Regions from separate parts of the Mus musculus genome. Here all the other regions are linked to region 3. Evidence: chromatin loops called from intact Hi-C (ENCODE). Cell type or tissue: gastrocnemius. All regions are shown on one strand.

Region 1 (2,500 bases), 460 kb after region 3:
CAATAACTGCAACCAGATAGGAAAGTGTTCTGAAGACAGATTCTGCTGCAGTTTAACTTCTCCTGTATATCCATCGATGGAAAACACGGACTGGCGGTCTGCAAAACTAAACGTAACAGTTCCATTGGGCCCTGCATCTGGGTCACTGGCTCTCAGATGAACAACGGTCTGGTTTAGGGCCAGCATTGGGGAGATGAAAGCATCAACTGGGTTCTCTTCCCAAACAGGATCGTTGTCGTTAGCATCCGTGACGGATATGAGTATGGAGAGCACGCTGCTTTTGGCACCTTGAGTGCTGCAGTCTCTGGCTACAGCCTGGAATGTGTGCTGAGACCTGGATTCTCGATCAAGGGCATGGCTAGTTCTCAAGATCCCTGTTACACGATCAATAGTGAAGGCACCGGAAACTTCCTCCATAAGAAAATATTCCACCTGCCCGTTGAGACCCTCATCTCTGTCCACGGCAGACAGCACCAGAACCACGGTGCCCACCTCGGCATCTTCTCTTATGGAGGACTGATAATGAAGCATAGGAAAAGCGGGGCTGTGGTCGTTGTCATCCAGAACTCTAACATGCAGCTGCATTGCAGAGCTTCGAGGCGGGTTCCCCAAGTCTGAGCACAGGATAGTGAGGGTAAAATTGCTGATCAGCTCCCGGTCCAAAGCACGAGTTGTTGAGAGTTCTCCTGAGGTTGTATGGATTGCAAAATACTCATCGGTATTTCCTTCTGTCACAGAAAACAGTTGAAGATCTATTAGAAATTGGAAAATAATAACCCCTTGATAGCTAATACACTTATTAATTTAGTCATTGAGAATGGTTACTGATTGTTGTATCTTAGCTCCTTTTTAAGTACTGAGAACAATGGAACACGGCAGAGTTGGTAGCTTCTAAATGTGTGTCTCAGAGAATTGCAACAATTGAATATAAAATGCTTTGTATTGATACATTTTCCCCACAACATTTAGATGTGTATTTTATTAAAAATAAAACAAGAGGCAGGGGTAAGAAACAGTATACAATGTCCATTTGGTTTGCGGAGCCCACAACCACCACTCCCATTCCATGTGATGCAATGCTCCCTTCTGGCCGCCACAGGTACTGCATACAGTGGTATCCATACATACATATACTTGTGAAACAACTAAATCTATTTTTAAAACACTCTAAGAAATTAGCAGGTGAGTAGTAATAATTTTCCATAATGTTACCGGCCGCTGAGTTTATTTTAGTTGTATACCACTTCTCTGTTCATCTCTTCTCCAATCCCTGGCACTGCCCGTGTGAGTCCTGACACTTCTGTGGGAGTCGGCTACACAACTGCCCAGTTCTTCCATGACCTCATCAAGATATTTTAACTCATCTCTGTATCTTTTAAAAATCTGTTCTTTACTATCGTCCATGGTACCAACTCTAATAAAAGTTATAATTGAGCACAAAGACAAAATCCATCTGGTAGATTACAGAATCTAAAAATGGTTCAAAGACTCATGGGCCACATTCTTGAGTGAGTGATAGGATCAAAGTACCAAGATCAATGGTATGAGCTCTTATTAGTTTGAAAGCACTTAAAGCATATGGGAACTAAGTGTTCAGAGAAAATTATCACAATAGCTAGTGTGCGTGCTCAGGGAGGAATCCTGACTTTTTATTTATAAGAGACAGTTAGTCTATATCCAACATAGGGATAGACACATTGTGTGATATTTTTGATTGAGAAAGCAATTCACTTGCTCATCCAACATTCATAGCCCTAGGAAGTGACACATATGACCTCTTATTGTATGCTACAACTGTGCTTCCAAGGCCTTAGAATCCAGGAAGGGTGGGTTGGGACACAGACATTAGGGTATTCTCTGAAGACTCACATTCAGGTGGCCGGGAATCAACTGTGTATAGCCTGTTAGCATGGGATCAAAATGCTATTAGAAACAATAACAACTAGGTTCATCCTTAAATGGGAAGAAGCAAGACTATTCTGTGTAAAGCAAAGACTGAAAGTGTCTTGGAGCAATTAGAAGAAAACTGGCTTCCCTGGGAGTTTGCATGTAGCATGTAAGGAGTGTGTTGTCACTAGTGAAGGCATGACTTTTGGAGGAAAGCAGGGTCAAACCTCAAATGGCCCATACTTCATTGCAGAACGTCAAGAAGAGAACTGGAAGGAATTTAGGCAGAGCCAGGAGTCAGGTTTCTGTTTTAAGAGCAAGACTGAGGAGTCAAGGTAAGAGTGAATTCACTTGCCTCTAAGGTGATGCGGTTACATAACAATGGCATCTTTAAGAGATGAGTCTGGTGAGTCTGTAGGTTATGGGGAATGTGCCCTTAAAGCAGATTGTGGAAGCCTTTATTTTCTACTCCTGTGCCCTAGCTTATAATGCAAGCAGGTCTCATCTAGTTTGCCATATGTATCTGCCATAATATTCCACTACAGGCCTAAAGCAATGGTCCAATCTGTCATAAACTGAAGCTCTGAATATGGAGCCCAACTAACTTTTGTCT
Region 2 (2,500 bases), 260 kb after region 3:
AGGAAGATTTGAATCTTGGATCCCACTCCTTTAAGTCTTACTTATAACCCAGCTCAGATTTATTTTTACATTTTAGTAAGTGAGATAAGAAACATCTAATTCTTTGCATAGAAGGGCAAGTATTCCATTTGGTTATTGGAGAGCTGATTAAAAAGATCTTTTGTAACATGTTTTAATATGATATTTATAAGTGAAAACAGATGATTTCCATGTTTCAGAAAACAGAAAGGCAAAATCAAAGCCATCGTGTTTAGAAAGAAAACATGAGAAAATCCTCTATTTGATTAGAATAGTGTTTAAACATGTTCTCCACAGCTTACATAGGAACACACACCATTCCCATTAAAACTCATATGAATGGTTGGATGTATGCTGTTCCTAATTAAAAGCTATTCAAGTTGTTACTTTGTTACCCAACGATTTAGTGTTCATTCATTCATTCATTCATTCATAAGTTCCAGTAAAGGTTGTTCCTATGATATACATACATGTGAATATATTATGTTCATTTTCCTCTTTGCCTATTTAATCCCTCCTAGTCAATTCAATGACCTACAATCCTCAGAGCAATGCCATGTATGGTTTGCAGTTCTATGTGCTAAGATGGAAGTCCAAACTTAGAGAACTCTGAACAATTGCTTGTAAGACAATTTGACTATTTTTGTTTCCTAGTGAAAATGAATTTTTCTTTACTAAACTATGTTTGACAACTCTAAATTTGAAATTGACCTTAATTAAATAACTATTTTTATATTTTGTTGTCTTACCATTTTATTTCATTGGTCCAGGGCCTTGCTCTGTAGGGCATTCTAGAATTGAACTTGTGATTCTCTGGCCTCAGCATCCTGAATACTAGGATTATAGCCACATGTAGCCTTACCCAACTGTTTTGCTCTTTTAAACTATCTATGTTATCTCCTCTTTGTTGTTGGATGTCTAGCCAATTACTCATAGGATCTCGGGGCCTTTTGGCTTAGAACTATATTATTTATAATACTATGTGTGTAGCATAGCTGAAGAGTTATGCTTCAATTACCTTCAAGGTTGTTAACATCTTCTCTCTCATCTTACTGCATCTCTGTAAGGTAGGAAGGACTACAATAGCTATCTCAGTCCTCTAGGGTGACAAACTCATGACCCAAAGATATGAAGGCCTGACTCAGGCCCCATAGCCAAGATCCTCCTCTTTCTAGTCACTGCTCTCCACATTAATGGTCCTACACAGGAAAAATATACCCTTCACACCTTCCAGGAGAAATGATCTAGGGGCATTTTTGTTGCATTGTCATCACAATCTATGACCTTCAAGGGCTAGAACCAGGGCATGCCAAGAAACATGCTACAATACCGAGAAAGCCCCACATTGAAAATGTTACCTGCTCCAGATGTTATTAATGTTTCTCTGGAGACGCTTCACCTGTGCTTGAATGAGATGTGGTTATCATCACAGCTAGTGACACCTGTGTGACACCTGTGTCGCTAAGCCCCTGTGGCTGCTGGGGAACTGGGGAAATTTCAGACCACAGAGGTTGTTGAGAGTCTATCTCCTTAGCCATAGGTTGACTATCACTTGACGTATAAATGGATGAATAAAATTTACATCAATTCTTTTTCTCTTTGATCACAAGAGGAATATATGCTCCATACATTCAAGTTATCAAGTCTATTTTTGGACAAGGCCACCAGAGCCAAATCTGTAATAAAACACACGTTTTAAAATATAGGTGTATCAAAGAGGACTTTTGGGAAACAGGTAAGAGAGTATATGGGGCATATTATAGGATTAGCTTGTGTCACATTATTTTTCCTATAATGTATGGGTGGGAAAGTCTAGAAAGTGGGAGATGTGGTATTCTTTGGTTAGGTGAAATAATTTTTTTTTTTTATTAAGAGGTAGAAGAAAAGAGTAAGCTATTGCTATACTTGTCAAAGAAGCTGGAGTCACTCCTGTCTGGCTATTGTGGTTTCCAGTGTGTTTTTATTTTTGTCTGGGATCAGACATGTTTATAGAATGGCCTGTGTTTATCTTGCTTCATCACGGTCACAGACAAAGGTCACACATCGTCAGTGCAGCGTGAAATTGTTTGTGTTCATCAGGACAATATTTGGTCCAGCTAAGCTACTTCGGTTTCCAACCGAGAGCTGTCAGGGCTACTTTGTCTTTCTTACTCAAAGCACGTGTAAAAGCACAAAAGCCCTAAACATCAAATAAACCACACATACCCTGGAACCACACGATTCTGTATAAGCAAAAGAAAATCTTTGTGGTAAATCTTTTCAGTATTTTCCTCAGGCATGTGTCCATCAATAGAGAGTGTGACGAGGTTTTGTAGCTTGTTTTTCTTTTTCTTCCCAATAACTTATTAAAAAATTCTCATGCAGGCAAATATCTTCCTAGAATATGACATATTTTTCAATTGGTTGTAGAATATCCAAAGAGGCCCATGGTTTTATCAATTCCATCCCGATAAAACTTAACTATTCTGAATAACATCAGAAA
Region 3 (2,500 bases):
GGTTCTCCAGCCCAAGTTGAGCAGACTGGCTTGAGCAATGTGATTCCACAGCCTCACGACACATTCTGACTTATAAAATGGAATTGCAGCCATGCACGGAGTTGCTATTTTGCTGGGGTGTCTATAGGATTTTGTCACTGTGGAGGACTTGTCAGAGGCATCACGAATTTGCCCGCCATTTCTCCTCTTTGGAGGAGAAAATTTGACCTCTGAAGAGATGTCTATGCTTGAAGGCTGCACGGGCTCTAATACATAGGGGTTCAGGATTACCTCAGTATAGGCCACCAAAGCAATAAATGGGGCTTATGAGTACCAAGGTCAGAAGGTGGGCAGGAACGGGCAGAGACCTCTGTGGTCACAAGAGTTAGTCATGTCCTCAGCATAGTTGGCCCATTCATCCCCTAACAACCAGGGACGCCATCCTGGTCACCCATCCTGGTCACGCCATCCTGGTCACCCATCGGGCCATCCTCTGCTCTGTAGAACAGGGAACCTAATGTTAGGGTAAGTGGATTGTAAGGTGCCAGGCGGGGAAAGGAGTACAGAGAGACAGTTTGGACGTGCGCAGGGGGTGGGTTAAGGGGGGGGGTGTCTCTTCCCCAAACCTTCCCTTGTCTTAAGAGTCAGCCTCTCTTTAAGTGGGACCTTGCAAGTCCTGGGTAGTGACTTCCCCTCTTTGCCCCCCCCCCCCCCAACAATCCTCTTTCAAGTGTAAGGTGGACACATTGTTGCTGCTTCCTGGATTTAACAGCTGGGTTGGATGTTTGCTGCCTGATTTACATTTTCCATCCATCTGGATGGTGAGCTCAGGATTTAGGGGGTCAGCACATTTTGTGGTCCCGCAGTTTATGAGAGTTTAAGGAGTGACGAGAGGACGATAAAATGCTATTTCCTACCCACTTCTGGCCATAGTCGAAGCAGGTAAACACCCAGAGGGAGCCCGCAATGGGAGTCTTTAAAAGTCCAGCTCCATCTTTCCTGCTCTGCTGAAGGCCTGCCTGAGTGGAGCCGTTTCCATCCAATTGGCTCTAGACCTTCCCGTGTCTAGCTGAAGCAGCCAGAGGCTTAGACTTTCTCCCCAGGTAAAAACTAGTTTGAAAATAAACCACACAAATACAAAAAAGTTAAACCAAACAGCTACACAGGCTGAACGCTGAAATGGAATTCTAGTATTCTCAGGTATTCACTACTCGTGGCCCCAAAGTACATCCATGGGGTCACCTCCCGCCTGCCGATCCCCTGAGTGGAAGATCAAGAAGCCCACCACCAATTCGTCTAGTTTGAGTCACTCGCTTTTGTGTTTCGGAGTGCAGCGGGCTGCCCATGCGCCTGGCGCACTACCGCGGGCCTAGGCATTGTTTGGGGAGCCTGCGTCTGTCTCGCTCGCCAGGAGGGGTCGCCCGAAGTCTTACGGGAGTCTCCAGTAACACCGGGCTCAAGCTCTCGCTTCTGCCCGCTTGCTTGCCCGGGTCGTCAGAAACATAGCTTGTTGTCGCAGACCGTTCCAACATCAGTACCACTCGGCCTGGACTCAAGCTCAAGCTCCATCTTCCTCTCCATCTAGAGTCGTGCACCCTCCTTTCGTCCATCATCAGCCAATTGCATGCTTGTGTGACAGGCGTGTCCGCGCGGCAAGCCCGCTGCTGGGGAGCAGGGCAGTAGCCTTCCTCAGAGGGTAGACCACTCACTGTCTGTGTGTGAAGCACAGCTCAAGGACACTCTGTGGTTATCCCCACCGGGTTCCCGTGTGGGTTTATGTAGCCCAGAGGAGAGAACTCCCGGGCAAAGCAAGCACTTGGAGTGCTTGGGTTCGCCTAGGCTCTTCTGCGCTTCCTGTAGGTTCCCAGGTACACAGGTTTCCTATCAAAAGTCGCAAGCCTTTGCCTCTGAGAGTCCATGTCGAGCCTCCTCTCAATTCCCTGTGAAGGGAAGTTCCTAGTTAGTAAACAGTGCGATTCACAGTGCCAGGCCCTCCTATTCTGCTTAGAGGATGCTTCTCATAGTACCGGACCCTTCCCTCAGTCCCACCCCCATCCCAGCACCCAGCCAACAACGTCCTACTCAAATGCTGCAGGCCCAAAGAGCCTCCACATCTGTCTTTTGGTGGTCTTGCCTTTCCATCTGGTGCTTTCTGTCTTTAAGGGGCATTGATGAATCTTGAGGGACACAGAAAGCTGCCCTAGTCTCTCTGCTGCTTGGTTAACCCTTTGCTGGCTGCTAGATTTCTGGAGAGGCGAGCCCTTTGCTCTCAAGCTAAGATGCTTAGGGGGATCTCCAACGTCTGGAGCTTGCTAATCCCAGTTCTGCCCAGCATCCAAGGAGGTCGCAGGGCAGCCTGGGTGCCAGGAGAGCAAGCTTCCTCCTGCACTCTGGAATGGTGTCCTGAAAGCACACAGAAGCCCAGCAAAGGTCTCAAAGCAAGAAAGCCTAGAAGCACAACACGCATGTGTAGTTTCTTAATTTCTCCGATGATGCAGCTTTGGCTGCCCAGGGGGCAAAC
Region 4 (2,500 bases), 270 kb after region 3:
GTACTTAACTGGCGGCCTGCTCAGTGCTGTGACTCAAAAACTCGTTATAAAAGGGCAGAGTGGCTACTCATCCAGACACCTTCCCCCTGTCACTGTCTCTGTCTCTCTGTCTTTGTCTCTGGCTCTCTTTCTCTCTCTGTCTCGTAACTTCATCATCTTCAAAACAAGAATACTTTGCTTGTCTGAATTAATCCTGAGTAAGGGGGAAATTTCACATGTAGGGAGCTCTTATAAACCAAGCATGGAAATACTTTTCACTGCTTTTACTCACATGCCAGTGAGTATTCAGGCCATAGCTATATTGTTCTGGCTGAGAAATGTCCAGGCATGTGTACAGGATGAAGAGGAACTAGGCATACTATAGAAGATTTGAGTATAGAAGCTCACGCCTCTAGTTCTAGCACTCAGGAGGCAGAGGGAGAAGGACATACATTTAAGACAAGCCTGGGATGCCTGTAGGACACTCTATCACAAAAAATTAATGAACACTTACTAAAAGTATCCATGATGTGTAATTCAGAAACAACAAAAGGAATAATAGCATCTCTATTTATCTACTTATTGTCAAAGATGTCTATCTTTGAACTATGACTCTCATTAATGATTGTCTTTTTTTTACTTGTTTTCTAAATTTATTTACTTATTTATTTATTCTTTTACACTCCATATTTTATTCCCACCTCCTTCCACCCTCTGACTCTTCCACATCCCATACCTCCTCCCCACCCCTGTCTCCATGTGGATGTCCCCATCCCACCCCCACCCCACCTGACCTCTAAACTCCCTGGAGCCTCCAGAATGAACACAGCCCCAGAAGTCCTCTACTGTATGTGTGTTGGGGTCTCATATCAGCTGGTGTATGCTGCCTGGTTGGTGGTCCAGTGTTGGAGAGATCTTGGGGGTCCAGATTAGTTGAGACTGCTGATCCTCCTACCAGGTCGCCCCTCTCCTCAGCTTCTTTCAGCCTAATTCAACCACAGGGTTCAGCTGCTTTTCTCCATTGGTTGGGTGCAAATTTTTGCATCTGAATTTTTCAGCTGCTTGTTGGGTCTTCCAGAGTGCAATCATGCTACATCCCTTTTTGTGAGCACTACATAGCCTCAGAAATAGTGTCAGGCCTTGATACCTCTCCTTTAGCTGGATCCCACTTTGGGCCTGTCACTGAATCTCCTTTCCTCAGGTTCCTCTCCATTTCCATCCCTGTAAATCTTTCAGATAGAAACAATTATGGGTCAGAGATGTGACTGTGTGATGGCGCCCCCTCTCTGTCATTTGATGTCCTGTCTTCTTGCTGGAGGTGAGCTCTATAAGTTCCCTCTTCCTACTGTCCAGCATTTCATCTAAAATGAAATGTCCCTTTGATCTCCCTTTGATTCCTGAGAGTCTCTCACCTCCCAGGTCTCTGGTGCATTCTAGAGCCCCCCTCCCCCCTCCCACAACCTCCTATCTCCTGAGGTTGCCTGTTTACACTCTTTCTGCTGGCCCTTGGGGCTTCAGTTCTTTTCCCTCACCCAATACCAGATCAAGTTCCCCTCTTCCTCCCACTCCTTCCTCAACCCTATCCACTCTCCCTCCCAGTTCCCTCCCTCCCTTCCTCCCTCCGTCCCTCCCTCCTTCCCTCCATTCCTCCCTCCCTCCATCCCTCCCTTTCTCCCTCCCCACTTGTGATTGCTTTCTTCTCTCTCCCAAGTGGGACTAAGGTATCCTCACTTGGACACTTCAGCTTGTTGACCTTTTTGAGTTCTGTGGGCTGTATCTTGGGGATTATGTTCCTTTCTTCTTCTTCTTTTTGGCTATCATCCACTTACTAGTGAGTACATACCATGCATGCCCTTTTACCTCACTCAGGATGATATCTTCTAGTTCTATCCATTTGCCTGCAAAACTTAGGACTTACAGAACAATAGTGATAAAAACTGCATGGTATTTGTATAGAGATTTGTATATATTTGTTGATCAATGGAGTAGAAGACCCCGAAATAAAACCACACACTTACGGACACTTGATCTTTGACAAAGAAGCCAAAAATATACAGTGGAAAAAAAGAAAGCATCTTCAATAAATGGTGCAGGTCTAACTGACTGTATGTAGAAAAATGAAAATAGACCCATATTTGTCACCTTGCACAACGCTCAAGTCCAAGTGGATCAAGGATCTCAACATAAAACCAGATACACTGAGTCTAACAGAAGAGAAAGTGGGAAAGAGCCTTGAACTCATTGGCACAGGGAGACATTTCCTAAGCATAACTCCAATGGCTCAGGTTCTAAGATCAGCAATTCATAAATGGGACCTCATGAAATTGGAAAGCTTCTGTAAGTCAAAAGACATAGTTCAATCAAACAAATTGGCAACCTTCAAACTAGGAAAAAAATCTTCACTAACCCCACATCCAATAGAGGGATAATATCCAAAATATATAAAGAACTCAAGAAGCTAATCACCAAAAAACCAAACAACCCAATGTTTAAAGTCCTTAGTGATCAGAGAAATGCAAAT

What was found. Hi-C counts contacts between places; a loop is a spot of excess contacts. Peaks named below come from ENCODE experiments on the same cell type or tissue, not always from the same donor. Only the 100,000 strongest peaks of a DNase experiment are listed, where the experiment ranks them.
Region 1: a loop joins it to region 3, with 4 times the contacts of the local background. A loop is called at or near these places in 4 of 42 quality-filtered maps.
Region 2: a loop joins it to region 3, with 2.2 times the contacts of the local background. A loop is called at or near these places in 7 of 42 quality-filtered maps.
Region 4: it touches region 3 in a loop (5-fold over the local background); 7 of 42 quality-filtered maps call a loop at or near these places.

Annotation. Positions count from the first base shown.
Region 1 is chr3:83,302,663-83,305,162 of GRCm38, reverse strand. It overlaps Dchs2 (dachsous cadherin related 2), which reads right to left. Exons shown (of 20, transcript NM_001357165.2): 13 at 1-728. Among named protein-coding and RNA genes, the nearest start is that of Gm10710, 170 kb to the right of the region's middle. In gastrocnemius, a CTCF peak has its summit at 1,088 (motif pointing left); a DNase peak (open chromatin) is centred at 1,086.
Region 2 is chr3:83,503,683-83,506,182 of GRCm38, reverse strand. No RefSeq gene overlaps it. Among named protein-coding and RNA genes, the nearest start is that of 1700028M03Rik, 69 kb to the left of the region's middle. In gastrocnemius, no CTCF peak of the experiment used is centred here; no DNase peak of the experiment used is centred here.
Region 3 is chr3:83,763,334-83,765,833 of GRCm38, reverse strand. It overlaps a transcript of Sfrp2 not described here. Among named protein-coding and RNA genes, the nearest start is that of Sfrp2, 1.7 kb to the left of the region's middle. In gastrocnemius, a CTCF peak has its summit at 1,388 (motif pointing right); DNase peaks (open chromatin) are centred at 412 and 1,392; H3K4me3 peaks cover 950 bases.
Region 4 is chr3:83,494,538-83,497,037 of GRCm38, reverse strand. No RefSeq gene overlaps it. Among named protein-coding and RNA genes, the nearest start is that of 1700028M03Rik, 78 kb to the left of the region's middle. In gastrocnemius, a CTCF peak has its summit at 1,266; a DNase peak (open chromatin) is centred at 1,259.